6 separate regions of the Homo sapiens genome follow, and all the other regions are linked to region 4. Evidence: chromatin loops called from intact Hi-C (ENCODE). Cell type or tissue: dorsolateral prefrontal cortex. All regions are shown on one strand. Region 1 has its middle 18 kb from the start of MIR6728. Region 2 overlaps RERE (arginine-glutamic acid dipeptide repeats). Region 3 overlaps RERE (arginine-glutamic acid dipeptide repeats). Region 4 overlaps RERE (arginine-glutamic acid dipeptide repeats). Region 5 overlaps RERE (arginine-glutamic acid dipeptide repeats). Region 6 overlaps RERE (arginine-glutamic acid dipeptide repeats).

The links. Hi-C counts contacts between places; a loop is a spot of excess contacts. Peaks named below come from ENCODE experiments on the same cell type or tissue, not always from the same donor. Only the 100,000 strongest peaks of a DNase experiment are listed, where the experiment ranks them.
Region 1: it touches region 4 in a loop (3-fold over the local background); 7 of 110 quality-filtered maps call a loop at or near these places.
Region 2: a loop joins it to region 4, with 2.2 times the contacts of the local background. A loop is called at or near these places in 8 of 110 quality-filtered maps.
Region 3: a loop joins it to region 4, with 2.2 times the contacts of the local background. A loop is called at or near these places in 17 of 110 quality-filtered maps.
Region 5: a loop joins it to region 4, with 2.1 times the contacts of the local background. A loop is called at or near these places in 19 of 110 quality-filtered maps.
Region 6: a loop joins it to region 4, with 2.2 times the contacts of the local background. A loop is called at or near these places in 9 of 110 quality-filtered maps.

Annotation. Positions count from the first base shown.
Region 1 is chr1:8,846,127-8,851,126 of GRCh38, forward strand. No RefSeq gene overlaps it. Among named protein-coding and RNA genes, the nearest start is that of MIR6728, 18 kb to the right of the region's middle. In dorsolateral prefrontal cortex, CTCF peaks have their summits at 2,936 (motif pointing left) and 3,136; a DNase peak (open chromatin) is centred at 2,915; H3K4me3 peaks cover 518 bases; H3K27ac peaks cover 1,786 bases.
Region 2 is chr1:8,723,748-8,728,747 of GRCh38, forward strand. All of the region lies in intron 1 of RERE (arginine-glutamic acid dipeptide repeats), which reads right to left. Among named protein-coding and RNA genes, the nearest start is that of RERE, 91 kb to the right of the region's middle. In dorsolateral prefrontal cortex, CTCF peaks have their summits at 2,954 (motif pointing left) and 3,157; a DNase peak (open chromatin) is centred at 4,324; H3K27ac peaks cover 2,370 bases.
Region 3 is chr1:8,523,106-8,528,105 of GRCh38, forward strand. All of the region lies in intron 7 of RERE (arginine-glutamic acid dipeptide repeats), which reads right to left. Among named protein-coding and RNA genes, the nearest start is that of SNORD128, 31 kb to the left of the region's middle. RefSeq lists a silencer at 2,145-2,439 and an enhancer at 2,256-2,305. In dorsolateral prefrontal cortex, CTCF peaks have their summits at 2,995 and 3,197; DNase peaks (open chromatin) are centred at 2,306 and 2,986; H3K4me3 peaks cover 3,442 bases; H3K27ac peaks cover 5,000 bases.
Region 4 is chr1:8,462,125-8,467,124 of GRCh38, forward strand. RERE (arginine-glutamic acid dipeptide repeats) reads right to left here. Exons shown (of 23, transcript NM_001042681.2): 11 at 3,801-3,899. Among named protein-coding and RNA genes, the nearest start is that of SNORD128, 30 kb to the right of the region's middle. In dorsolateral prefrontal cortex, CTCF peaks have their summits at 1,271 and 3,043; DNase peaks (open chromatin) are centred at 1,660 and 3,791; H3K4me3 peaks cover 685 bases; H3K27ac peaks cover 5,000 bases.
Region 5 is chr1:8,514,559-8,519,558 of GRCh38, forward strand. The region is part of intron 7 of RERE (arginine-glutamic acid dipeptide repeats); the gene reads right to left. Among named protein-coding and RNA genes, the nearest start is that of SNORD128, 22 kb to the left of the region's middle. In dorsolateral prefrontal cortex, no CTCF peak of the experiment used is centred here; DNase peaks (open chromatin) are centred at 2,411 and 3,421; H3K4me3 peaks cover 2,163 bases; H3K27ac peaks cover 4,654 bases.
Region 6 is chr1:8,657,787-8,662,786 of GRCh38, forward strand. All of the region lies in intron 1 of RERE (arginine-glutamic acid dipeptide repeats), which reads right to left. Among named protein-coding and RNA genes, the nearest start is that of RERE, 160 kb to the right of the region's middle. In dorsolateral prefrontal cortex, no CTCF peak of the experiment used is centred here; a DNase peak (open chromatin) is centred at 2,795; H3K4me3 peaks cover 334 bases; H3K27ac peaks cover 3,712 bases.

The DNA.
Region 1 (5,000 bases), 380 kb after region 4:
CTCAAAGGAGGCAGAAACATGGCTTGGAACCCAAACGTAACACTTCACAGGCTTTGTATCTGGCACACTTTTGTTATTCTTGTCATCCTAGGGATGTTTTCTTATGGTGTCCAGGAAAAAAAAAGAAAGAAAGAAAGCCCTTATGAAGAAAAGAGAACCAAAGTGGGGAGCCTGCTTATGCCAGCATCTACATAGATTTCCAGCATCACTGCTGGTTTGATAAATGCAGCTCCTCTGCCCCTGGCTCGTGTGTGACCATGTTTTTGGCAAGAGCTACATCCCAAGGTCTCAAGTGCTGTCTGACGACACATCACTGTGTATAGTTCCTGAGGGACTTTGCTCTCCGAACCTCGTGTGACAATAACCCTGAGGAGCCCCAGTCCCCACCCTGCCATGTGAGTGGGACTTAGGTACAGGCAAGATTTAATAAGTAGGCTGTCACTGCTATTTTGCAGGGATCAGTTAGGACAAAGGACACCCAGGCAGGCCAGGGCATACTTTTTGGGGGACTCACACATTTGAGGTCAGCAGTGAATTTCTAAGTCTCTATACTTTTTTTTTTTTTTGAGATGGAGTCTTGCTTTGTCACCCAGGCTGGAGTGCAGTGGCACGATCTCAACTCACTGCAACCTCCACCTCCCGGGTTCAAGTGATTCTCCTGCCTCAGCTTCCCAAGCAGCTGGAACTACAAGCGCCCGCCACCACATCCGGGTAATTTTTTTTTTCTTTGCAGACAAAGTCTCACTCTTTTGCCCAGGCTGGAGTGCTGTGGTGTCATCTCGGTTCACTGCAACCTCCGCCTCCTGGGTTCAAGTGATTCTCATGTCTCAGCCTCCTGAATAGCTGAAATCATAGGTGCCTGCCACCACGCCCAGCTAATTTTTTTGTATTTTTAGTAGAGATGGGGTTTCACCATGTTGGCCAGGCTGGTCTCGAACTCCTGACCTCAAGTGATCCGCCCAACTCAGCCTCCCAAAGAGCTGGGATTATAGACGTGAGCCACTGTGTCTAGCCTTCATTTTGTTGTTGTTGTTGTTGTTTAGTTGAGACAGGGTTTCATCATGTTGGCCAGGCTGGTCTCAAACTCCTGACCTCAAATGAGCCTTGGCCTCCCAAAGTGCTAGGATTACAGATGTGAGCCACCGTGCCCGGCCCTAGGTCTCTATACTTCCAGGTCATTTGAATTGGGGTGACATTAGTGTGGAGACATCATCTCTGTTTATTGGTGAAGTAAGCTGAGAGTGGCCTTCTTTCAGGAGGAGGGGGCCACCGCCTACTGTGAGAGACCCCCAACACATAGCTTCCCCTTAGGGCAGAGTAGGATTGGTCAAGCCTTTGTTTTTTCAGCAATTGTCCCTGTTTCTACTCTGGAAGTCATATTTCTCTAGTATGAGGCATTATTTCTGCAGTGTCTAGGCCTTAGGAAGGTGTTGGCTAGAGACTTACAAGGGTCTTTTAACACTGCAGGCTCTTTATGCCAAATACTGCAGCCCATTTCCTATGGAGGTTGGCTGGCTGGCTGGCTGGCTTTGATGTTGGTGGATGAGATGAGGCCCAACATTCCATAAAAACAGGGAAAAAGTGTGACCAAGATGACCAAGAGGAGAGACCCAAGGATCTGATCACTCCCGACCCCGCCTCGGGCTGCCCTTCCCCAGACCAGGCACCCAGGGCCCCTGCCTTGTGTGGAGTCACTGATTCTCCCCGAATGGCCCTAGAGCACTCCCTCAAACAGGTGCTGTCACTTGGAATGACAGAAATCAGTGCAGGACACCTGTGGAAATTCTCCCCTGAAGTTGCAGCCTGACCACAGATGCCCTCCATATGAGCACTTGGCATAGAACCCACTGGTTCCCTTTAAAGCAGGTGCACGTGAACTTGGGTACTCACCCTGTGGCTGCCTCTGCCATGCTCATTTCCAAAGTGGTCCCCGGGGCTGGTCCCAGGAAGTATTGTTCCCGGCCCTGGTTTGCTGGTTTTTCTGGCTTGTGGCTGGCCATGCCACACACAGCTGCACCTGCTCTGCGGCTTTGCTTCCCAGTGAGGCGGAGGCAGGTACTAGGTCTCACTGCTGAAGATCAGAGTTCAGTGCTAGGGCAGCCAGAGAGGGAGGGGAGCTGTGGCCAAGCAGAGAGGCAGGGAGGCACAGCAGCTGCTCTTCCCACAGCTGTTTCCTCCTCTGTCCTTTCATCCACTGAAAGCCTGAACAAAAGACCTCAACACACAAGAAATGTGAGGGAAGGAGATGTTACCCAAAAGGTTCAGAAATCAAAGTGGGAGGCCGGGCGCAGTGGCTCATGCCTGTAATCCCAGCACTTTGGGAGGCCAAGGCGAGTGGATCACCTGAAGTCAGGAGTTCGAGACCAGCCTGGCCAACATGGTGAAACCCCGTCTCTACTAAAAATACAAAAATTAGCTGGGCATGATGGCAGGCACCTGTAATCCCAGCTACTCGGGAGGCTGAGGCAGGAGAATCACTTGAATCCAGGATGTAAAGGTTGCAGTGTGCTGAGATCACGCCACTGCACTCCAGCCTGGGCGACAAAGCTAGACTCTGTCTCAACGACGACAACAAAAAAGAAATCAAAATGGGCCAAGGAAGAAGTCTCGCTTTGACCAGGTCCCATGGCCTCTGCTGTGCCTCGTCCCAGCATCTGCGGTGACACAGGAGAGAGTGTTGACAAGGATGTGCTGTCCGGGAATCTCCCTTTATCCAGTGACAGCTCCATTCATCTCACCGAGCTTTGCCCAGAGCTCTGGGCTGGCTTCACTCTGGCTCTGAGTCCCTGTGAGCCACAGGGTACAGTCCACTTGCAACAGTAAACCTGCGCCAGCCAGCTGGGGCTGGAGAGAAGGAAGGGCTGGGATGGCAGCCAGCCCAGCCAGGCAGCGTGCAGAGCCAGCAGCTAGGGGAGGCCACGGAGGCCCAGGGTCTTGGGGCAGCCCCACTGCGCCCCCTGGCGGCTGAAGGAAGCTCCTGGGCGCGTCTGGACCTGGACCACCAGCTGACCTTCTGCACAGTTAAAGAGTAGCTGTGACCTGGCTTTCATATGCAGAAATAAATAAATAAATAAATAAATAAATAGAGTAGCCAGGAGGAGTAGCCAGGATGAGGGCCCTGACCAGGGCTCCTTACATATTGTGTCTCACCGCACCCCTAGCAGGCGGATGCAGGGGCGCCCTGCTCTCATGGCAGGGAAAGCTGAGCTGCACCTGCAGAAGGTTGGGGGAAGGATTAACCCCCTCCAACCCCCCCCGGTACAGAAGAGCTCCTCTCCAGCCCCGTGGCCCTCAGCCCTCAGGCATTGTATGTTCTGGCCAGGAGTCCTGGTTGTACACTGGCCGACCTAGAGCTTCAATTTTCCCAGTCCTAGCCTAGCCTGGTGTAAGCTCAGTGAAGGCAGCAGTTTTAACAGTGCTAACTGCACAGCGGCGCTCTTTCTTAATAATAACAAGAAGGACAGCTGGGGGTGGGTGTGTACTGGGAGTGGCCACGACCTCTGAGCACACTGTCTGAAAACACCACATTTTCAACAGTGTTTTTGGTTGTTTCGCTTTTTTTTGAGACAGAGTCTCACTCTGTCACCCAGGCTGGAGTGCAATGGAGTGCAATGGTGCGATCTCTGCTCGCTGCAACCGCTGCTTCCCGGGTTCAGGTGATTCTCGTGCCTCAGACTCCTAAGTAGCTGGGGATTACAGGTGTGCGCCACCACACCCAGCTAATTTTTGTATTTTTAGTAGAGACGGGGTTTCACCATGTTGGCCAGGCTGGTTTCAAACTTCTGACCTCAGGTGACCCGCCCACCTCAGCCTCCCAAAGTGCTGGGATTACAGGCGTGAGCCACTGTGCCCGTCCTTCAGCAGTTTTTAAGGTGATCTGTTGGCAGTTAAGACTTAGACTTTTTTTTTTAAAGACGCTTTAAAAAAAAAAAAGACACCTTTTCAACAAACGGTACTGGGACAACTGGATATCCACATGCAACCTTATATAAAAATGAACTCAAATGGCTCATAGACCTAAATGAAAGACCTAAAACTATTAGACTCTTAGAAGGAATTAACAGGTGCAAATCTTTTGGAGCTTGGATTAGGCAATGGTTTCTTAAATACAATACCAAAAGCACAGCAGCAACAACAAAATAGACAAAGTGGACCTCATCAGAAGTAAACACTCTTGTGCATCAAAGGACACTATTGGCTGGGCATGGTGGCTCACGCCTGTAATCCTAGCACCTTGGGAGGCCAAGGCAGGAGGATGGCTTGCGCTCAAGCTGGGCTCAAGACCAGCCTGGGCAACATAGTGAGACCTCATCTCTACAAAAAAATTTTGAAAAATTAGCTGGATGTGGTGGCGTGCATCTCTAGTCCCAGCTACTTGGGGGGCTGAGTGAGGGGATCACTTGAGCCCAGGAGTTTGAGGTTGCAGTGAGCTATGACTGTTCCACTGTACTCCAGCCTGGGTGACAAAGCAAGAACCTGGCTCAAAAAAATAAATAAATAAAAGTAAATAAAAAGTTATATAAGGCACTATCAAGAAAGTGAAAAGACAACCTACAGAATGGGAGAAAATGTTTGTAAATCATGTAACTATCAGTTCTATCAGAATTCTACAACTCAACAAAAAAACACAAGCAACTCAATTCAAAAATGGGCAAAGGGCTGGGTGCGGTGGCTCATGCCTATAACCCCAGTAGTTTGGGAGGCCAAGGTGGGCAGATCACCTGAGGTCAGGAGTTCTTGACCAGCCTAGACAACATAGTGAAAGCCCATCTCTACTAAAAATACAAAAAATTAGCTGGGCGTGGTGGTGGGTGCCTGTAATCCCAGCTACTCGGGAGGCTGAGGCAGGAGAATTGCTTGAGCCCAGGAGGTGGAGGTTGCAGTGAGCCGAGATCGTGCCACTGCGCTCCAGCCTGGGTGACAGAGTAAGAATCTGTCTCAAAAAAAAAAAAAAAAAAAAAGCGAAGGAGGATTGCTTGAACCTAGGAATTTGAGACCAG
Region 2 (5,000 bases), 260 kb after region 4:
GAAGAAAAGTAACCACTACCTGTACAGAATACAGTTCGGCTCTTTCAGTATTTCAGATAAAAAGAAGGACTGAAACCAGAAACAACCTACTTTCTAGCTCTGAATTACCATCATCACATTGTATAAATCATTAGGTGGGGACAGAATACACCAAAATAGAAATCACAAGCTGAAAGAGCCTTGAATTCCTTCCCTTAAATGAAGCTCTTATATCAAATGAATCTATATAGTCTCTGTGTGTTCCAGCATTTTGTCAACTTGTAAATCAAAGATTTTGTTCCATAGCCCTTCTCAATTTTCTACATTTAACATCTGACAAAAACCAGCTTTTATCTTTACCAAAGATATTCTATCCCTAGAAAGTCACTATTTAAAATGATGTCATTTATATCATGTAACATATTAAGAAATACATTTATTTTATTTTTGGTAGTAACAAAACAACCCTGGATATTTGCATAAATTAAAGCTGTCAATAAGAAACCACTTCTATATGTATCCTTCTTTGGGTTTCTGGCTCAGGGGTTGGCAAAAATGGGTTATACATTTAAATAATATTTCAATCTTAGGTTAAGGAAAATTTCTCCTGTATATTTCAAGATACAGAGAGACTCTGCCGATTTACATTCAAATAAAACAAAACGTGAGTAATACTGTCTATATCAATGTTCTGTCACTTGCCAGAATAAAGAAAACATTTAGTAAGTTAGTTAATTTCAAGTCTGAGAATTAAGCAAATATCCCAAATCCTTTGTAAACTCAAAGATTTAGTTACTTTCTCTACATATTACACAGCTGCTTTAAAATTTTACCTTCTGGCCGGGCGCGGTGGCTCACGCTTGTAATCCCAGCACTTCGGGAGGCTGAGGTGGGCAGATCACGAGCTCAGGAGTTCAAGACCAGCGACCCCGTCGCTACTAAAAATACAAAAATTAGCTGGGTGTGGTGGCGAGCACCTGTAATCCCAGCTACTCAGGAGGCTGAGGCAGGAGAATCCCTTGAACCCGGGAGGTGGACACTGCAGTGAGCTGAGATTGCACCACTGCACTCCAGCCTGGGCGACAGAGCTAGACTCCATCTCAAAACAAAAGAAAAAAAAAATTTACCTTTTATTTCTAGATACTTTGTAAAAAAAAAAAAAAACAACTCAACCTTCTTTCCTAGAAACTTTCTAATTAACTTTCTACTTTTTTCGTTAAGAAAACTCCTTTAGTTTACACACCAATTCTGTATAAATTAAAAACACACAATTTCAGGTGAAAGTTCTAATGAGTAGTGTATATTTTGAAAACACGAATGCTTATTTTACATTACTCTGTGATTAGAATGAAAAAAACATAGATGCACAAGTGGTGACAGAAGTAAACCTAATACTCAATAACAATAATCAAAGGCAATACATGATACTCGTTCCTGTCTCACTAGTGCACATTAGTTTTAACATTACTGAAAGATGTGGGAAACTCAGTATTTTCTAAAACTCCTGATTTATTTCCAAAGGAAAAATAGTTGTAACTACGTCAAAATAACTATTTTGGCCGGATGCGGTGGCTCACGCCTGTAATCCCAGCACTTTGGGAGGCCAAGGTGGGCGGATCTCTTGAGGTCAGGAGTTTGAGACCAACCTGACCAACATGGTAAAGCCCCGTTTCTACTTAAAATACAAAAATTATCCGGGCATGGTGGTGGGCGCCTGTAGTCCCAGCTACTCAGGAGGCTGAGGCAGGAGAATTGCTTGAACCCGGGAGGCAGAGGTTGCAGTAAGCCGACATCGTGCCACTGCACTCCAGCCTGAGCAACAGAGTGAAATTTTGTCTCAAAAAACAAAAATTGCAATTAATAGTTTAAAATATTAAATCTAAATTTATAGGAGATTCATTAGTTTGCCCTTGGTAATCCCCACTTTCTGCCTTGTAAAGCCTAAGACCCTAAGAAGCTCTACAAACTAGAGCTTCTTAGGCTTCAAAACAGTTCTTTCCAAACCATATTTGATGAATTATATGTAAGATGAGTCAATAACATAAGGATTAGATTTCCCTGAAAATGCATAGAAGGTTAAAAATTAGAAGAAAAAGTGATAGGCATAATAGGCTCTGGGTTTTGCTTAATGCAAACGTTCTGAAAGGTTCAACATTAACACAGACATTCACAAATGAGGCATCTAATTTTAACTTTGTTTTAAAAAGTTGTTTAAAAAAAAAGTCAAAATAAGTCAAACTCTTCCCATTTGTTTGAATAGAGGGTACATTTACTTCCTACCCAACAAGATTTGAAAACAAAAGACATATTAGCTATAAAGATATATTCCTTTCACTTAATGCTCCACAAATGTCTGAAAAGCAAACTCAACTCAATTTAGTTGAGTCAATAAGGGAATTCCAGTTTTCCTTTTTTCTTTTCTTTTTTTTTTTTTTTTTTTTTTTTTGAGACGGAGTCTTGCTCTATCGCCCAGGCTGGAGTGCAGCAGCGTAATTTCGGCTCACTGCAAGCTCCACCTCCCGAGTTCAAGCAGTTCTGCCTCAGCCTCCTGAGTAGCTGGGATTACAAGCACACGCCACCACGCTCGGTTAATTTTTATATTTTTAGTAGAGATGGGGTTTCATCACCATGTTGGTCAGGCTGGTCTCGAACTCCTGACCTCGTGATCCACCCGCCTCGGCCTCCCAAAGTGCTGGGGTTACAGGCGTGAGCCAACGCGCCCGGCCAGGCAATTCCAGTTTTTCTAAGACAGTATTGTAAACCAAGCAGAGATATTCCCTAGGGCCATATAATTCTGATACATTAGCTAATCTTTGTAAGCCAAATCAGAGCACTTCTTTCCAAAACTCACATTTCTACCAAACCGGGACACCGTGTGGTGGGGAAAGAGTTCAGAACACCTGGTATATTTTTCCAAAGCAAAATTTAACTTTCCATTGCCAGGAGAAGCATGAACATGTTGACTTATACTGCCCTCTAGAGTCTCCTTCTAATATTTTTTAGCCTGAAATAATTAATTCTAATCATAAGACTCTTCTAATTACTCAAGCTTTCAGTATTCTAATATTGTAAACTGACGTTTATTTATTTATTTATTGAGAAGAAGTCTCCCTCTATTGCCTAGGCTGGAGTGCAGTGGCACGACCTCAGCTCACTGCAACCTCCACCTCCTGAGTTCAAGCAATTCCCCTACCTCAGCCTCCAGAGTAGCTGGGATCACAGCCATGCACCACCACACCCAGCTCATTTTTGTACTCTTAGTAGAGACGGGTTTTCACCATGTTGGCCAGGCTGGTCTCAAACTCCTGACCTCAGGTGATCCACCCGCCTTTGGCTCCCAAAGTGCTGGGATTACAGCATGAGCCACTGGGCCCAGCCAACTGACCTTTTTTCAGTGGATTAGTAGTCTTTTTTTTGGAGGGCGCGGGGTGGGGGGAAAGGAGTCTCGCTCTGTAGCCCAGGCTGGAGTGCAGTGGCGCGATCTCGGCTCACTACAACCTCCGCCTCCAGGGTTCAAGCGATTCTCCTGCCTCAGCCTCGTGAGTAGCTGGGATTACAGGCATGCGCCACCATGCGCAGCTAATTTTGTATTTTTCATAGAGACAGAATTTCTCCATGTTGGTCAGGCTGGTCTTGAACTGCCGACCTCAGGTGATCCGCCCGCCTCAGCCTCTTAAAGGGCTGGGATTACAGATGTGAGCCACCGCATCTGGCTAGTAGTCATTATTAAAACATACAATATTTCAATTACCCACTGTTTTTTATTTTTTTGTTGTTTGTTTGTTTTGGACAGCGTCTCGCTCTGTCGCCAGGCTGTTGTGCAGTGGCACAATCTCAGCTTACTGCAACCTCTGCCTCCCGGGTTCAAGCGATTCTCCTGCCTCCGCCTCCCAAGTAACTGGGACTACAGGCACGCGCCACCACGTCCAGCTGATTTTTGTATTTTTGGTAGAGACGGTGTTTCACCATGTTGGCCAGGATGGTCTTGATCTCTTAACCTCGTGATCCGCCAGCCTCGGCCTCTCAAAGTGCTGGGATTACAGGTGTGAGCCACTGAGCCCGGCCAATTACCCACTATTCTTAAAGGTCAGCAGTACTTCCCCAAAGGACAGGAATGCACCCCAAACAGAATCTTCTAATTTGCTTATTTAAAAAAAGTTTTAAATAGCTCAAACTGCAAAGACTTCTAAAACAAAGACCACTTGTAGCATATATTAATTAATCCATGTAGCCCAGAGTTTTGTCTAGCAAAACCCAAGTTCACACATTTGACCACATGCACACGAACCTCAGCCAACGCAGCCAACGCTCCCCAGAGGCTACTTCTGCAGCTAAGCATCTGTCCTTTCAGCTCCTGGCAGTTCCTGCCTTTTCTCTTGCCAGGCAACCAGAGCTCTAAAGGGATCTTAATGCACTAATGAGAAGCCATGACAACCAAGACCTGCGGTAGCTGCAAAGCACAAACACCAGTATCCACTTTTACTGAGCACGCATGCAATAAGCAATGTGCTAAGGAATCCAAGTAAATTAAAATCATTCCTCTAACCTAATAACTCCATAGGCACCTATAACACACCATAACTTGAAACTTTCTATCATTCTTTATATTTAAGAACTTATTAAAAGGCAGGCTTTACCATGCACCACTGGTAGTATAGCTTGCCTCAGCTGTTATAGTAACTATAGAAGTAGGGTTATTTTCTTGTTTGTTTCAATCTAGAGTCATAAGAGACCATCAAAAAAAAAAAAACCCTATTGAAACCATGTTTAGAGCGAAAAAGTCTATATTCTTTTTAGGGGATTAGTAGTCACCATTAAAAGGTATGATATTTCAATTACCCACAGTTATTTGAGATCAGCAGTATTTCCTCAAAGGACAGCACCTAAAACGGAATTTTCTCTAGGCACCTGTGGTATACCATAACACCAAAAAGCATCCCTCAAAAAAGAAACTAAAACTAAGATGCTATGCTCCATACCCAGATATCTGTTATTACTTCTGAAAACAATCTAAGTAATCT
Region 3 (5,000 bases), 61 kb after region 4:
GAGGTCCCCAGGGAGGTCAAGGCTGCAGTGAGCTGAGATCACACCACTGCACTCCATCCAGCCTGGGTGACAGCGTGAGAACCTATCTCAAAAAGAAAAAGAAAAAAAAGTGACATGTCAATTAAACACAATCAAGTTCATTCTAGCTTTCAACCAAAGACAGACTGCAAAACTTATGTTGACAGAGGAACGCTTTAAATGTGAGGCTCCCTCAGATTCGAATTCGAGATTCTATTACAATGATAAGAACAACTAATAAGATATTAACTTTGTGAACTTCTCTATTTTTTGAAACATCTACTTGCTACATTCCCAACATTTCCTGATATTCTCAAGTGCAACAGAAGCAGAACCATAAGCCAAAATGAAACAAACTAGCATCTTTTCCATGTTCAAGCTACACAGACCAAAGACTTCATCAACCACCAGAGTAACTTCCCATGTGCTGTTCCCTCACCTCCTCCACCAGACAAGCACAGAAGCCCTGAAGCAAGCCTTTAGCATTCCAAAAAATATTTTTCCCAGACAGGATAATATAGAAGAAATACATACCACACTCATTAGAGTTACTTTATTGGATTTGAAACATAGACAAATTCGACTCTTAACAACAGAATATCCACAGATCACAGTCAGCAACCACAAGTCTTCACCATCAAATAGATGGCGGCATCCAAGCTCCATAAATACAGATTTGTACTAGGCCCACACAGGCCAGCCACACCAGTGGCAGGAACCTGATCCAGAGCTGATTCGGCTGTGAGCACAGCTTCCTGTTCACATTTTTATTTGTTAACTGTAAAGAAAGTTTCAGAAGAGGTAAAGATCTAGAACAGAAAGGCAATATTCTCCTGACTCAAACAATGAGTTTGTTCCTTGAGCATGAAATGTGAGTCCTGCCCAGATCCCACAAGTGCATGACAGAAAGTGGTGCAGTGTCCAGTTCCTCTCGTCTATTGAAGGGATACTTTTATTAAAAGAAGCAGGAAGGAAGAGCAATGGTGCTTTTAAACAGAGTAAAATAAGGCGAGTTCCAGAAGCAACATTATATGGTATGGGGTACCTCCCCAAAACTCCCCAGTGCAATGCCCAAATAAATATGGTCACAATGGGAAGAAAGCCCTCACATGGGTAAAAAAATTGATCACAAAAATAATAAACGCACACCCTAAATTATCCTTCTACAATTCATCTCCTTAGTTGCAATCCCAAAATTGAATCTGTAAGAATACAGATTATACTTCAGTAATATTTTCAGTGACTAGAATTCACCAACATTAGCCTTCCTAAAAACTTTCCACTAAAATCAAGGGCCTCCCTGGAAAGAGTTGACCATGCAACACTCCAAATTCACACTACACCACTAAGAGCTTACACAAGGAATTTCTCCTTGTATCAATGCATAGTAAATTTCTTCTCCTTCCTATGAGGGTTTTTCAGTTGCACATTCTTCTATATTGTATGCTTTCTTCCATCCTCACAAATGCACAAAATTTAGGTGGCATTCAAATTTTTTCTAACCTTTATCAGAAGAAAAAGGAGTGGAAACAAAAAGGAGCAAACAGTATAATTCAAAAACTTCATTTAATATCTACTTGGGTAAGAATTCAATTTGTCCTAAATCTTATTCTGACTGGCTCCCTAAATAAACCACAGTGAAAGCCATCTGTCTGAACCTGCTCTGCAACAGGACACCCCAAAAGCACAACTTCCCCTGGGTAGAAGAAACTAGTGTCTGGCTATCAAGCAGTGGGTACGAAATGAGGCCTTGTCAATGACTGCCTTCTCAGCACCAACTACTCTTTTTACTCCATTTAAGAGAATAGAATTCCAAGTCACATGACAACATACACATATGCAAAAAATGCTATCCGATTCTAAAACAGATACAAAAATAAACAAAATACCTAAACTTCAATTTCTAACACAAAAGTCAATGCATACTTTTTTTAATTGCCAAAGAATTTTCCATAAGCTCTAAAAGGAAGATGAGTCTGCTTCCTTTTGAAGGCAAGAGACTAAGTAAAAACTGATGTGACATAACCTTTCATTTTTAAAAAAATCAATTTTAAGGTGTTATTGTTGCAATCATAATTCACAACTGTTCCCTGAATATGTCAGACTTCAGAAAAAGATCACAAAAATTATAATTTGCTCTGGCAAACAGGCTCTCAATCAAAACAAGGTTCCACCCACCTTCAAAGCAACCAATAGAAGCCCACCTACCATCCTTCCTAAAACATCCAAACAGAGCTGCTCTGCGGCCCAGGCATTCCATACTAGCCACAAGGCAAGGGGGCGGCCTGCAGGCTTGCTCTGCAGGTCTTGAAGGCAAACAAGCTTGGCAACACACACCCAGCACGACTGAGGTTAAGATTATACTACGAGCCGAAGAGGTAAGGGGAAGAGGACAGGGACAGAGGGACCCGCAAAGCTTCACATTCTATATCTGCTGAATGCCTCTCCGGTAGTCCCCATTCTTAGTTCTGATTTTACGCTTCACAATACCACCTACATGGCCAGCTAGGGCTGAATTAAAGGCTCTCAGGAACATGCACTATGAATGATGAAATGATTCATAAACACCTTCAGAAGTGAGAAAGAGCAGCAAAACCCATCACTGTTTCGGTGAGGCCAGGGGAAGATAGCCTACCTGCAGGGGCTGAATGGATCATCCATGACTAACACGGGCTCTGGTGAGTCTAGCTGGATTCCTGAACCTTTACTTTCTGCTAAAACTCTGCCCTTTTCTACACTAACAACTCAAAATGGAGGCACATGCAGTCTCAGAGACCTCATAGAGCTTTCACTGAGCTTGTGCTATGACCTAAGCCTTCACGCAGAACGCAGAAACTTCCCCTCACTCTGACAGGACTGAGCATGTGCTGTGACCCTCCCTCATCCACACACTGTCTCTCCACGACGCAATCAATCTCAACCCTGCTGTTTCCGTAAATAAAGCCCAGCCAACAGACTCTGCAGCTTCTCCCTGCACACCAAGCTAGTGTGCAGGGAAGTGGGGCCTTAGAAAGGGGATCCAAGACAGCCAACAGCAGGGAACTGAGCAAGCCCAGCCATGGAGAGGCTTCAGTTAAATGCCCTGCTCTGTCAGGAACTCAGCAAGCCAAGCCACGGAGGAGCGTCAGTTAAATGCTCTCTGCTCTGTCAGCACAACAGCAAGTTTTGTCTTTTTTTTTTTTTTTTTAAGGTAAATGGTGATTTTAAAAAGCAAGATCACCAAGAAATAGAATCAAAAGACAGATATGAATGACTACACACAAGATCAACTAATAGAAATACTGCAACACATTTAAAAACATAGTAGTAGCTACTTAAGAGAAGCAACTTCACAAATTTCTTTTTGAAACTCTAAACATTTTGAAAAAGACCAAACAATCCGGGTAAAGTTATGGAGTGCTTGGCCTTGTCACACAGGTACAGACACAGTGTAGATGGTATTGTGAGCAGGGTAGCTAAAGAAAACTGTATTTTCTGCAAACAGCTTAATCTTCCTTAGATAAGAAACTAAAAATAATAAATAAAACATTCCCCAAATAATAAATTAAAACATTTCCTAAAGTAATACTAGCCCAATCAAGTCTAGCTTGAAGAATCTAATTCTAACAATTAGAAAGACAGGAAGGTTCAAGATTCAACATCGTGCCACAAACACATGAACATCCAAAAATCTCATTTGAGGTCCTGATTCAAAATACTAAGGCAGATCCATATAAGAAATCCTAGCTTTGGATGTGCAGGCTTAGTTTCCACTTACAAACTAAGAGGTGATTCTATAGATTATTAATCAGTTACAAAAAGAAAAAGAAATGGAAGACCATGAACCTCGCCAAAATTATAAAGGACAAGATAGGGCAGGAAAGGGCAGTGCCAATTCTGTTTCCCAGAAATGTAATGGAATGTCAGGAAATTAAAGCCTGTTGAAAAGAACACACAGTGTCCTCAAGATTCCTACAGTGAATGCAGAATCAATTCCATTTCCATAGCACTCCCGTTTATGCTATGAAATAAACTAAATTCTGAAACTATGATTCAATAAACTCTTATCCTGCCGATAATGTAATTTAGAAAATACAAGAAATGCCAAGTACACTTAAATACGTTTTCCTTTGACCTAACACATGAAACAAGTATCTACAGGCTGGAAGAACATTTTCCCTTATTGGTATGTGAGACAACATATTCCCAAAACTGCTGTTACTACCAACAGTCTAGAGAAAAATACTTTCTAAACACAAAAGCAATGGAATTAGAACCTAGCAGCCAAATAATATGAATATGAGCAGCAAAGAATTTCCTCCCAAAAGTGTATATATTAAAAAAAAACAAACTATCTAACCCTTTCATATGGAAAATGTTTACTTGAAGAAATCAACACAAAATAATATGTAATAAATTCATCAGTCTCTGAAAGCCCATGAAACTGTTACATAGAGCACACTATAAAAACGGTTACTGTAACAGCAAGTTAAGAAATGTGGATTCTAATTTTGGTCTCATTAGATGCCCTGAGTTACCAAAATCCAATGGCCTTCCCCTGTGATAATGGATTCCAATGGTGGCGCCAGCCTTTGTGGATATCCTCTTCATTGTCTTTCCTGGTGCTGGCATCTCACAGTTGGCTTCACATGCCATGCCACCAAGACAGACAGCCCTTTCTCTTGTTACCCCTCAGGGGCAGCGTACCCCAGCGGCCACACCCCAGATCTCCTCTCCTTCACACTCTCTCCCGTGGAAAAGTCACCCACACTACCACCATGCCAGCCAGCTCCACTCTGAAGACACTTCCTTCCTGGCAGCAGCTCAGAAATGCAGGAGCCCCCGGAATCCTCTCACTGTACCTCTCTGGGGAACTGCACCTCTCTTATTAGATTCTAAGTCCTTCAGGGACAAGGACACTACCTAAATCATCTTTATTGGAACCACCCAACTCTCCTATTTTGTACCTCAAAGAACTCTATCTGAAGCAGTGGAAAGGGCAC
Region 4 (5,000 bases):
TGTGCTGATTCATAACTATTAACTATTAAAAGTTTTAAAATGCTGGATTGAAGACACTCAATTATAGTGAAGAACTTTTTAAAAGGATTACCTTGAACAAAGAGTCATCAATATTCTTCAAGCCTCTCATATGGAGAGAAACTATCTTCATCATTAAGTCCTTACCCTTAATAAGTTTACAAACTCGGAGGACAATCAACTCAGAAATAAGACCGCAAGGAATGAAGAGCTGGGGATCAGAAGTCAGCACGAGGAGGCAGAGGATGAACTGCCAAGCGAGTGACGCGCAGAGGGGAGACAGTGCGAAGAGGGAGCACTGGCCGCGGGATGGGCCAGGAACCGAGCTGAGACTGGAGAACGAGTAGGGTCTGCACTGGCATGAGAGGTTAGTTTCTTCATAGAGCAGCAGGCCTGCCAGGCCCAGGAGGTGCAGAGGCCCAGCCTGTCCGCTGCACAGCAGGGAACTCACACCTTCAGGTGCTTATTTCACCAACCCTCTCACAGAGCAGCTGCTTCAAAGTATTCATGTAAAAATGCCAAGGGAAACCCGTTCATCAAGACTGTTGTAGTCAGATCAGACACTGGGTAGTTAGAACAAATTAATATGCCAGCGGCAGCGAAGTTTAGTAATAAGTAGCCAGGCATTGTGGCTTGCCTGTAGTCCCAGCTGCTCAGAGGCTGATGTGGGAGGATCACTTGAGCCCAACAGTTTGAGTCCAGCCTGGACAACATAGCAAGACCCCCATCTCTTAAAAAATAGTAATGATAATAATAAAAATAATAATTAGAATGTTCCAAGTATATAGAAAACTGGGAGGAAAAAAGGGGGAGGTAGGCCCATGTATTTATGTTAGCTGGAACACATTTGTTTTGCTTATTCCTGTGATTCCTGAGGTGAGAAAATGTGGTAAATTTAACAGAAGGGGGCCACATGAACACAGCAGGTGTTTTTTCACAGCCAAAGCCAGGCGAGGGTAAAGAGGGGACTGCCTTGTTGCCACATAAATCTCTTCAAAGATTTGATTTGGATCCATTCACCAGAAGCTTCCTTCAACCTCTCAATTATTCAGTCAGTCTCTCTTCTTCACTGCTGAGGTTTTCAAAGTGAAGCTTCACTTCCTACACATAAGGGAACCATTTGATCCTGAGGCTCTACAAGGGCTGGATGGCTGCCAAGACATTTTTCAAACCAAGAAGCAAACATGATAAAAATGACCCCAAACGGATACGGATGTATACAGTTAAGGATCATTATTCCATACTCAAAATATTCACCACTTTGGAGTCCTGTTTTGTTTTTCAAAATAAACCAGGCTCTTTCTGATGTGCAAAACTTCCCTCTCAGCTCACAGCGACAAATCCTCAAGCAGCAGCAATGGGGAGACAATCAACAGCTGCCTGATGTTACAAGCAGGCGCTGCAGGAAAAGGAAAGCAGCTTTCTCTTCAGCAGGAAGAGAGGACTTTGGCTGTGTATTTTTAAAATTCCAGAGGGAATGAAAGGTCACAAGAGAAATGAAAGAAGGGAGAGAGGAGAGCCATGGCTAGCGAGGGGCTGGGAGGCATGAGTGAGGAGTGGGGAGGGTGGGAGACACCAAGAAGAGGCAGGGAAGTGGGGAAGGAGAGAGGACGCCAAAGGGCATGGAGACTGAAGAGAGAGGAGATGGCCAGGAACTGAGGGAAATGCAGAAGCAGAAGCAGCCATGGATTGCAAGCTGACAAGGCCCTGAGGCCGCCTAGGCCAGGCTGAGAGGACTGAAGACAATCTCACAAAGGGTGGTTAAACGACCACAGTCTATACACTTGTTCCATCCTTTTCATCTCCTTATGTGTTTCTTCCACACAGGCTTTTCGCAGAATTTTAAAACCTTGTCAATCAGATCTCTTATCCACTCCTCACATAAACAGGCTTACAGTAAAAAAACAGTATCACTACGACTTCTCAAAACTGAATTTAACGTTGTCTAAACATTTTAAAATGTTTAAGATGTTTCTTTCTCTTTAATAATAACGTTAAGATTTTTATGGTTTTGTTTGTTTTAAAACAGCTTCATGAACTCTGTAAGTCTGATAAAGTTAAAGTCTTAAGGAACTATTCAACAAGCACTCCATTACCAAACCCTAGGGCCATTTCAGTGCATCTCAGCTCCGCCTAGCTTTTCCCATTCCTCAGCCCTTGCCCACCCTCACCCACAGCCATTCTAGGAGCAAATTCTCTTTTCTCTACCTTCAAGGTGCAGCCTGGATCTCGCTGCTTCTTATCACGACCACTGCTGCCACACCACCCAGCCACCAGTCCCAGCCTGGTGTGCAGCAACCCCCAGAGACCACCGGACTCAGCGGCCAGTGTGAGCCCCACTGTCGGAGCAAGTCACTCCTCTGTTCAGAAGCTGCTCATGTGGGGCACATCACCATGCCCTGACAGCAGGCCAACAGGTCACACCTGATCTGCTCCCTCTAGGGCACCCCTCCCACCACTCCCCTCCTTGCTGTGTTGCAGAAACATTCCTGCCTACTTCTTGAACATGCCAAGCATGCTTTCACCTTAGGGCCCAGAATTCTCTAATATCCAAAAGGCTGCCTTCCTCACCTTACTAAGGTCTCATCTAAATGTTACTTACCAGGACTTTCCTGATCCTCCCTTAGCTAAGACAGTACCCCACCCAGCTGATTCTCCCTCATTACCCTATTCTGTATCTGCTTCACCACCCCCGGCACATACTCATTTATGAAGGTCTCCCCTCTTAAAACTTAAGACTCCCAAGGAGGGACAACACCTGGCACGCAAGCAGGCACTCAGTAAATATTGCTGAATCAATGAAAGAGCGGGATCAGGAAAGCACATACAATTTCTAAACATTCTTTCTTAGCATATTTTAAAATACAGGAGAGGAACTTGCAATCAATAGGTGTATTAGTGCCAGCCTTCATTTAAATTTCATTCGACCTGAAAGGCAAATGTCAAGCGGTAACATTCATACTGAAGACTGTATTTGCAAAAGCACAAGAAATCCGTAAGTCGTTTACAGCAATGCCTTTTACAAGTCACAAGATGGAGATGTAGCTTCATTAAAACTGTCTGCTGGATGGGAATCCATGGGTTTGCAAGGCTGTATCTGTGGGCACATTTCTCTCCCCCCACTTCCTTCAACAGGCCACAGCAATACAATCAGTATGTAAAATCCAGCATATTTATTTCATCAACTCTCTGCTTCCCGCTTGTAATCAATGTCCTTTAAGGAGGTCAGGGGTCTTACAAGCCCTATAAAAACAAGTCACCAAGCCAAGCATGGTAGAGCATGCCTACAGTCCCAGCTACTTAAGAAGCTGGGGCAAGAGGACTGATGGAGCCCAGGAGTTCAAAACCAGCCTGAGCAACACGGCAAAACCCCCTTCTCTAAAATAATTATGATTAAAAAAAAGACAAGTCACCAACCCTACTTTAGGTTATATGTCCACGGGTTTTAACATGCTGTCTTTAAATAGGGAGGTATCACAAGCTAGCTTGCACCAAAAACAAGTTCAAATTAACTTTTTTTAGGAGTAACTATCAATTTCTCCTTTCTTTCCATGAAAGTTGGACAATCTTTCCCGACATCTATGAAGCCTAATCTTAATAAAATCAAGTCTTTCTGTACAATTAAGGGGCTGAAGGGCCCCATCCTCCTGCCTGGCGCTGCCACGGACAGCCATTCTGCATGACTGAAGCTTCTGCTTTCCCTGAGCAGCAGGGAGGTCACACACTGAGACGCCGGTGGCCCGATGCCCCAGAGCACAAGGCAAATGCTGGTTCCTGCTCACCACTTCGTCCTCGGTCCAGCACTTCTCGATGAGCTTGGGCACAGGCTTCTTCACCAGGCGCTGCAGGGCTTTGCCAGCATCGTAACCGCTTTCATGCAGCTAAAACAACAACAATTATAGTTAGCTAACTGCACCAAATAACAGACAGGACACAATCGATCCAAGGCAAGCTCCTCATTGACTATCTCCCACAGAAGAGTCAGGAAAGGGGCACTGAGACTCCATCATTTCAGTAGGCGCAGGAATTTGTTCTCATCCAAGACCACCCTATCCCAACCCCTATTCTACTCACTCTGGGAGAGGGAGGCAGGCAAGGCAGAAAATATTTTGGCAAAGATAGGAATAGGATTCCCCTATATTCCCATAAAGCAAACATTTAGGGAATGTTTGGCCCCGCCCAGTGCTCAGGACATTCCATGCAATCATTATCTTACTTAATCCTATGGGGAAAGTATTCTCTCATTTAATCTACGGTTTAGGAGCTATCATCGCCCTACTTCACAGATGAGGAAACTGAGGCACAGAAAGATCAAGTAAAGATGTTCACCACACTGAGCCAGCAGGTGGTGAAGCCAAGACTCCAACCCAGCCAGGAGGACCCCTACTCTTGCCTCATTCTCCGCAAAGCAGCGTAAAGTCACACTAGATTATGTTCTTTCTTTTTAGCATTTCTTAAGTTTTTTGACTGTGCTAATTTCACACAAAAACAAAATATTTAAAGTGGCTAAAATTTAAGAGCTTTTTAAAGAAAGTAAGTCTGTAATAGTATGCTAGTTTTTCAGTACATATGAATAAAGATGCAGGTTTATCTACATATTCCCTTTAGGACCAGACTTGTTTCTTGTCAAAGCTAATCAACTTTTCTCACCCTGCGTCTTTTCAACCCTGTGTAGTGTCTGGCACCATGGACACCTTCCCACCTCGCAAAGATGCTCCAGACACTCCAAGTTTCTGAGTTCCAACTTGCAGATAATGTAGAGAAACAGCAGGTACAAAGATCCTCCTGCTCTATCTACCTCCCCATACTGTGGCTGTCACTCAGAATTCTCATTGGAAATCCACCTTTCCTGTACACATCTAGTCTTCTTACACAAAGATTGGCTTTGTCTAAGACTTGCATCTCCAGTGCTGAACACAGTCCATAGTATAAGGTAATACTCCAGAAAAACTTGCTAACTTCCTAAATAAAATACTAGGTTC
Region 5 (5,000 bases), 52 kb after region 4:
ATCCCTACTAAAAACACAAAATTAGCCATACCGGGTGGTGTGTGCCTGAATCCTAGCTACTCGGGAGGCTCAGGCAGGAGAACTGCTTGAACCCGGGAGGCAGAGGTTACAGTGAGCTGAGGTCACACCATTGCACTCCAGCCTGGGCAAAAAAAGAATGAAACTCCGCCTCAAAAAAAAAGAAAGAAAAGAAAAGAAAGAAAAGACAAGACAAGAAAAGAAAAGAGAAATAATAATAATAATAATGAGGTCCACAAGCTATGCTCTGAGAAGCACTGATTATGGCACATTCTGAACTTCAGCAAGTGCTGGAGGCTAAAATTCATCTAGAAGACTCCAGCTTTCTTCTTTGATGAATAACAACAGTAGCTAACATTTCAGCACTTACTATCTGTCCTAGGTGCTCTACAGTATTATCTCATTTCTAGGTATTAAGGCATTTAATTCATGTTTTGATATTAACAGACATGTTAGTATTGCTATTCACAGAAATTCAGGTGTCTTTCTATCCTGTGTTCAAAGCAACACAGCACTACACGTGGTGGTGCACACCTGGAATCCCAGCACTCTGGGACGCTGAGGCAAGAGGACAGCTTGAGCTCAGGAGTTTGAGACCAGCCTGGGCAACAGGCTTTATAAAAAATGTTTTTTTAATTAGCTGGTCACGGTGGCACGCACCTATAATCCCACCTACTCAGGAGGCTGAGCCAGGAGAATCACTTGAGCTCTGGAGTTTGAGGCTGCAGTGAGCTATGATCACACCACTGCACTCCAGCCTGGGCAAAACAGAGCTAGACTGTCTTTAAAAAAACAAACAGGCCGGGCGTGGTGGCTCACCTGAGGCAGGCAGGTCACCTGACGTCAGGAGTTCAAGACCAGCCTGGACAACATGGTGAAACCCCACACTACTAAAAATACAAAACTTAGCCGGGCGTGGTGGCAGGCGCCTGTAGTCCCAGCTACTCAGGAGGCTGAGGCAGGAGAATTGCTTGAGTCTGGGAGGCAGCGGTTGCAGTGAGCCAAGATCATGCTACTACACCCCAGCCTGAGTGACAGAGCAAGACTGTCTCAAAAAACAAACAAACAACAACAACAACAACAACAAAACATAGCTACTAAAGAGGTTTCTGCTTGGATGTACAATGCTGCTGAATTAACAAAGTAGGTCTAGTCAAAGCCAGGGTGGTCATCAACTTCGGAAGAAAAATCCAGACCAAAGGCAGTATGAATCCTAGCCAAGACATATAAAGGATACTACTGTATGAATTAAGAAACCAAAGATGCAAGTAATATCCAGAATAATGCAACATACACACACATCTATCTTTATCCTCATCTTAAGAGTTTTCACATACGTTATCTTAAATCTAGGTGTAGGCCGGGTGCGGTGGCTCGTGCCTGTAATCCCAGCACTTTGGGAGGCTGAGGTGGGCAGGTTACCCGAGGTCAGGAGTTCCAAAACAGCCTGGCCAATATGGAGAAGCCCCACCCCTAAAAATACAAAATTAGCCAAGCGTGGTAGTGGGTGCAGTAGTGGGCACCTATAATCCCGGCTACTTAAGATGCTGAGGCAGAAAAATTGCTCAAACCCAGGAGATGGAGGCTGCAGAGAGCCGAGATCCCGCCAGTGTACTCCAGCCTGGGGGACGGAGCAAGACTCTCTCAGAGGAAAAAAAAAAAAAAAAAAAAAATCTAGGTGTATTATAGTTACATAACAAACACAAGCAAAATAATAATACTAGCTATCAATTACTAAGTGCTTTCTATGCTGGGCACATATTATTTCATTATTCCACGACAACTCTATGAGGCAGTATCTCCATAGGTAATAATAATAACAATACTAATTTTAACATTAATAAAGCAACTAATATATCCATTGAACATTTACTATGTACCAGGCATTGCAAGGTAAGCAATTTCCATTTATTTTCTTATCTAATCTTACAGGCGACCCTGTAAGATAGGTGCTATTGTAGTAAGTGTACAGGTCAGGTCACTGAAGCCAAGAGACGTTACGCAGTTGCCCAAGATTAAACAGCAAATAAGTGGAGAAATCAGGAATCCTACTCAAGGTCAGCTGACTCCAAAGTCAGAGCTCTCAATCACACTCCCATATGGCAGAATGATTAAGTTACTGAACCAAAATCACACAATTAATTACAAACAGAATGATGAGAATCCATATCCCTTTCCCTATTTTGGTTCTATGTTTATTTCAAACACCCAAGCAAGACAAAATGATCAAAAGAATTTTTTTAAGTTTGAAAGTCATGATGAAAGAGAAAAACCTATCAAAGTTAGAGGCCAATGTATATAATACTCTTGAAATGACAAAATTACAGAAATGGAGACACATTCGTGATTGCCAGGTGTTAGAGATGGTGGGGAGAGGGAGGGAGGCGGAGGGTGCGACCACAAAGGGAGAGCTTTGTAGTGATGGATAGCTCTGTCTCTTCATTGTTGTGGTGGTTACACAAAGCTATCCATGTGATAAAATGGCACAGAACTACACGCACACAATCTACTAATGCCAGTTTCCTGGTTTTGGTATCGTATTACAGTTACAAAAGATGAGACCACTCTGTGGTATCTTTGCAACTTCCTGTGAATCCAAAAAATTTAAAGTTTTAAAAAAGTCAAATGAAGGGGGGGATATACTACAGGCAGATGGGAAATCAGAAAGAACACCAGACATGAGAAAAGCTGATTAAAGGACAAACAGATCAACCTCAAATTACACTGTACACAGCTGAACCAGTAACTGAAGAAAGAGGGCCACAGCTTATTAGCAATGAGATTCAAGAAATTAACTCCAAGTGACATATTTATTTTTTCCTTATGTTTACTAAGGATTTCTGCTGTGGATTCATCATCTTGGAGACATCTTTATACTGTGAATCATATTACAAAAACCGAATTAAGAAGTGTCACTATCATCCCCAGCAAAAGAAGGAATTTCTCTGTGTAGCTAATGTAAATAATATGTTTTTCAAAACAACTTAAGTTCAGCCTACATTATTCTACAAATCTTTGTTTTAGAATATGAAAAAAATAGTTCCAGAAGCCAAATTACAACAATAATGGTAAGTTGTTGTTTTTATTCCTGAAGTATTAAAAAAACAGAAAGTCATTGTATATGAAATCTGATACAAAAAAACCCCAGTGTAACAAAGCAGTATCCATAGCAACTACAACTTAATATTTCAGTCCTCTTCAACTGCAGTGGATTAAATAAAATGACAAGATGTTCCCTTTGAAAAGTAACCTGTTACCATGGAAACGTTTTATTCTAAGAAGTAAACAGGGAATGGACAGAAAGGAGCAGGGAGCCTGTAAATGAATATCAAAAAGGGAGAAGCATCTTTGCAGAGGAGATGGAGGTGGCGATGGCAGGCAAAGGGAGGGTCTGTGAGAAGAGCATGCCTGCTAGATGCAGGATCCCAGCCCAACCCAGAGGCTTGGCCCAGAACATGATGCGGCCACTTCTTCACCCTGAAGAAAGGGGAAGGGGCAGGAAGGCAATGTTCTGTGAACATTCACCAAAGACGCCCAAAGATCTCTATGTGATCACGGTGACTGCTTAAGATAGGCACTTGATTCTACAAGGGAAGATGAGGGAGGAGGATAGAGATATGGGAAGAACACATGAACAGAAGGCACCACCATGAAGCAACTAAGGGCAAGAGCTGACCCCCTCATTCAGCCCCTCCCCAAGCCTTGGGTCCTAACAGTCGTGTAGCCTGTGGCCCATTCCCAAGGTGCTGGGACAGAAAAGGCTCAAGTCAGACCCTTGTTCTGTGGCTGGCGTCATGTATGAATGAGATCACTGAGAAATCTCTCTCCCTGTCCTTCAGATGGTAAATATCACACAGCAGACATTCTTATCTTTTCCACAGGGTATTAAGTTGAGCAGGAAGACTGACATGGCATCAACAGAATGAAGATCTTAGAAACGCTACTTAGTACACATTTAGAAAATGACCACAGAAGAAGTCTGTGGGTCCAGAACAAAATACACTACATTTTAAGAAAACCAAAAGGCAATTTATCAGAATCACTTTTTTAGATGGATTGTGAGGTAGGAGTGAAAGCGAGGATTAAGAAGGAAGACTAGTGCAATATGCTGGGTTTCTCAATTTTCCCCAGCATGAACACATACTTCAAAGCTGCCCTGAACAAGTCTGAAATTTCTTTTTAAAATCTAACATAGTATCTTAAAAAGCCATGCGAATGTTGTATTCTATCCCATCATATATTCCCATTCATTTTTAGAGAAAAATTTCCATAAATCTGAATAAAATCATTGTGCTGGCCGACTCTGGGCACACTTTCTGTGGGTTAGCCCTGCTCCTTAAGAAACAGCAATAAATAAATAAACAAATAAACAAACAAACATTAAAAGAAACATCATTGTACTTCCTATTAGGATCTCCCATGACACTGTCACACCCACACCTGAGTCTAGATGTTCAAAAGCAGGGAAAGAGCATGGTCTTCAGAATTAAATGAACCTGAATTAAAATTTTAGTATCAGGCCAGGCATGGTGGCTGGCTCATGTGTGTAATCCCAGCACTTTGGGTGGCCAAGGTGGGTGGGTCCCTTGTGCCCAGGAGTTCAGGACCAGCCTAGGCAACATAGCAAGACCTAGTCTCTGCAAACAAACAAACAAACAAAAAACCCAACCAACCAACCAAACAACAAAAACAACAAAAATTAAAAATTAGCCAGGCATGGTAAAATGCACCTGCAGTCCCAGCTAGTTGGGAGGCTGACACAAGAGGATCACTTGAGCCCAGGAGTTTTGAGGTTGCAGTGAGCTATGATCACACCACTGCACTCCAGCCTGGGCAACAGAGCAAGACCCTGTCGCTAATAAAATTTTAAAAATAAGTTTCAGTACCCAGGTTTTGTTTGCTCTGTGATTTTGAGGACACAATTAAATCTAATTCCTTAGTTTCCTCATCTATGATATGAAGTTGATAATGTTATTATGCAA
Region 6 (5,000 bases), 200 kb after region 4:
CAGTGAGCCGAGATCACACCACTGCACTCCAGTCTGGGCAAAAGACTCCATCTCAATAAAGAAAAGAAAATGTATTGTCTCTGCCTTAACAAAACATAACAGCTTCCAGAAACAAGCTTCCATCTTTCGGGAATATTAAGTGGTTTTTACAGTCTTCCAGATTTCTACTATAAATGGTATCCCTAATAAAGTACTCCCCAAAAAGAAACCCAACAAGAAAAGTCTTGAGGTTTTTAAGCGTCTGCAATGGGAAAAGTGAATCCCAAACTCCAAGCTAACACAGTTCTTACAGATATTTTATAGCAGGAAAAAATTTTGTCTTTCTAAGTCAGTTTTGGAATAGACCTAACAATAAATTTATAAATAAATAATTTATCTTTTGTTTTTCTTATGATCTTCCCCAATACCCTATCTCACTTATTCAACAAATCTTTACTAAATACTATGTGCCAAGTGTTAGAACTAAAACCACAATGGAGGAGAAAACTCATGGTCCTTGTTCTCAATGCTCAAATGCAACAAAAGGAGGCAACCGATCAATCTAAGAAGCTTCTGTTTCTCATGCAACTAGGGTGAGAAAGGAAACAGTGCATATAAACAAACAAAAGATTGGTCCTCTTTACTTGACAACCACAAACAAATCAGTTTGCAGTTACATGCTTCAGATGCAGAGAAAATTCTCTTTGGTCAGCCAGGCATGGTGGCTCATACCTGTAATCCCAGCACTTTGGGAGGCCGAGGTGGGCAGATCACGAGGTCAGGAGGTCGAGACCATCCTGGCTAACACGGTGAAACCCCATCTCTACTAAAAATACAAAAAATTAGCCGAGCGTGGTGGTGGACACCTGTAGTCCCAGCTACTCGGGAGGCTGAGTTAGGAGAACCGCTTGAACCCAGGTGGCAGAGGTTGCAGTGAGCTGAGATCGTGCCACTGCACTCCAGCCTGGGCAACGAGAGAGACTCCATCTCAAAAAAAAAAAAGAAAGAAAGAAAGAAAGAAAAAAGAAAATTCTCTTTGGTCATGCTAAAACCATAACAATTACCATATATTCTCTGCAGCGCTCTTAGGTCAAACCTCTTACCAGAAAAGACCTCCTCATAAGCATCTCAAATATCCTTAGACATTCAGCAAAATAGAAAGTATTTAGTCTTTGGAAGATAGGTGATGAAGGAGCAATCATGCATCATAAGCTACATTAGAAGAAGGAACGCATGTAGCACAAAACTAGATTACTTCCTTCTATGTAAGAAACATGCTGTTTCAAACAGGATTTCCATTTTCTAAACATATTTCAAGAAAAGGAAAAATTATCACTGCCTACAAAAGTTTTGCCCAGATGAACCGTCTGCTAAACAGATAGTCATAAACTCCCAAGTCCTGGTAGGCTACTAGTGCTAGCAACTGAAAATACAGAGACCTACTACTTCCTCGACAAGTCTTAAGTTTAGAGCATGAACGAGCCAATCATGAAAGAAAGAAAACTATCAGGCCAGGGGCGGTGGCTCATGCCTGTCATCCCAGCACTTTGGGAGGCTGAAGCGGGCGGATCACCTGAGGTCAGGCGTTCGAAGCCATCCTGGCCAAGATGGCGAAACCCTGTCTCTACTAAAAATACAAAAATTAGCTGGGTGCAGTGATGGGTGCCTGTAATCCCACCTACTCGGGAGGCTGAGGCAGGAGAATCGTATGAACCCAGGAAGCGGAGGTTGCAATGAGCCAAGATTGTGCCATGGCACTCCAGCCTGGGAGACAAAGCGAGACTCCGTCTCAAAATAAAAAACAAACAAAAAACGATCAGCTAACACCATTGTTAAAATGTTCCTCTTTGACCCTGAAAACTCATCAGTGTCTACTAGGAGTCCAAAAAGAATGAAAAGCTTGGGCTGAAAACCTCTCCACTGCAACTGCAGTTTCAGACAGAAACACTTCTGATAACTTTAAGAAAAAAAATCATTCTCCCTGGGGTTAACAAGATAACTGCTCCAGAAAACTGTGTAGAAAACATTTTTTCAGCACTCAAAGAGAAAAAATAGTAAGTCCAAATTGTACATTCAACACTACTCACTACAAAATCATACACTGTTTCTATTTACAAAGAAAATAGAGTTGTTTCTGCCAAAAGTGAGCAAGAAAGTTAAAAATTCAAGAAACAATAAAGATGTCTATAAAACAAAATCCAGTATATGTGTATATTTATAAAATCAATGTTCTGATTTATCTGAAAGTTGGCTCTATTTATATATTACATAATCTGCATGTTATATTAATATATTAAATTATATGAATAATTAATACCATATCATTTATATATTAATGACATATTTATATAACCAACTTTCAGATAAGTATGAACATTAATAATCTAAGCAAAAGTCAATCCAATTACCATTTACATTTGGCTCTAAAATACAGCTCAATGGGAATATATTTTTTTCCTCTATGTTTAGCATATGAATTATAATTCTTCTGCGCCTTAGTGTACAGTGATCAACACATACCAATGATGTGACAGATAAAGAAAGGGACCCAGAGAGGAACCAGATGGCACTGAGAAGGAGAGTTGTCACTTCAATTTGCTAGAAATGATCTACAAAGTAGACGATACAACAACAGCATCTTTATTATAGCACCATGAGGTTTACAGAGCAAGTCCCTCATTTGATTCTTCCAACTCATGAAGTGAACTGGACAGAAGTTGTCATCCTCGCTTTACAGTCTACAGAACTCAGAAGAGATCATCTGCACAAGGCCACGCAGCCAATGGGCACGAAGTAGGATTCCAGTGCAGCTGTCTCAGAGCTCAACCCTATCTGGCTTGCACAGGAACTCCTGCTGCCTGTGCTGCCAGGATCTCCAGCTCTTCACAGGCACCAACTTCTCCTACATTCATCCATGCTGATGATTCACGCAGACAGATTTAAGAAACACACTCACTCTGCCCCCAAAGCTATTTTTCTCCAGTCGGAAAGCCAAAAACATTGAAAATATCTGTGTCAATCACTACCCAACCCAGTGAAACAGGAAACACATTATAACATGCTTTAAATAAGAAAAGGAAGAAAATCTAATGTAGAATACATTTCAGATTTACAACAAGCTTCAGCTACTCAGTGAACAAATGTCAAGTGAATGCCTATTATGTGCTATTTACAGCTCCAGGTGTTGGTAAACAGCAGAAAACTCAACATAAAACCCCTGCCCTTATCTTGAGCTTATGTGCTCAGCAGTGGAGAGAGACCACCAACAAAAGGCACCATACCTAATGAGAAGATCTTACATGGGAAATCTAAGGGGGACACAGTGTTGCAGGACTGCAATTTTAAACAAGATGTTCAGGGAAGGCCTCTCTGAGGGGGCTTTGACCCTGAGTAGGAGCATTAGAGAGAAAGCCAAGGACACATGAAGGGAGGTGATTCCTGAAGAGGGGAAAAAGTGCAAGGTCCAGAAGCAGGAATGAGCCAGGCCCACTCAAGACACAGGAGACCAGAGGGGCAGGAATAGCACAAAAAGGGGGAGAGAGGTCAGAGATGAGTTCAGAGGTTGAAGGGGCAGGGGGAGGAGGACCTGGATCCTGGCAGGCCTCATGGGCCAGGGAAAGGACTCTGGCTTTTACTCAAGTGAAATGAAGTTACTCGAATGACACTTTAGCAGGGATGTGAGTAGCAAAGAAAGGCATGATCTGACTTCTGTTTACCGGAGATCACTCTGGCCGCTGATAAAACCTCAAGGAGCGCAGTGGGGCACGATCACCCCGGGAAGACAAGCAGCAGCTGGGAAGGGCTGGGGTAGTAGCAACAGAGAATGGGGAAAGTCTCATGTTTGTATGTTTTAAAGGTAAGAGTCAAATAAATAGGATGTGCTGATAAACTTGAGAGGTGAGAGAGAGAGGGAAAAAAGAAAAAGGACATCTGGCCTGGATGGATGAAGCTGCTGTTTGAGTTTCATGGGGAGACCAGGAATTTGGCTTTGAATGTGTTAAGCTTGATCAAGAAGCCTAGAAAATCACAGAGTCGAAGTTGGCAGAGGTCCAGGCTGGAGATAATAATTTAGTTTTTAAAGCCATGAGACTGAATGAGATCACCCAGGAAGTGAGTACAACTTTTTGACAAAACTTTTAAAACTCATGAGAACATTTATTGCTCACGCTTGAGTGCAGAGGATATTCAAAATAGACTTATGAGTTACACATTTCCAAAGGCAGTACCCTTAGGACTCCTTTTAAGTATATTCCTCTCAATCATTTCCTGATTAGAAGATTATACATCATCATTTCATCTTAAGTAAGAATATGTGGGCAGTTGCCAAAGCTCAAAAAATGGCAGCTTCACCTATTTAGCTGAAGGCCAGATTCCTCACAGTTTTTTGATCCTATTAGATTCCCCACTTAATCTAGGGGAAAGAATCAAAGCTTTCAGCAGAGCCAATATACAGAATTACTCTTCATTTTAGGTTACTTCAGCCTCTACAAACACCATCTTACCTCTTCAAAATGAAGCCAACACCACCCCCAAACATCTCACACTACTTCTCAAAACCAATTCAGACAAAGCACAAAAATTTCAGTCATACTCATGGTCCAAATCTCATTTAAGAGAACCACTTCCTGGCTGGATACAGCGGCTCATGCCTATAATCCCAGCACTGTGGGATAACAAAGTGGAGAAATCATTTGAGGCAAGGAGGCAATCATTTGAGACCAACCTGGGAAACACAGCAAGACCCCATCTTTACAAAAGAAAAATAAATTTAAAAATTAGCTATGCGTGGTGGTGCAGACCTGTAGTCCTAGCTACTTGGGAGGCTGAGGTGGGAGGTGGGAGGATTGTTTGAGGCCAAGAGTTCAAGGCTACAATGGGCTGTGATCACCACCACTGCACTCCAGCCTAGGGAACAGAGTGAGACCCTGTCTCTTAAAAAACAAAAAAAGAAAACCACTTCCTGTCAGTACTTAAGCTTAAGGAAGGGGCCCAGGACAGAACTGGGGATACTGGACTGAGAA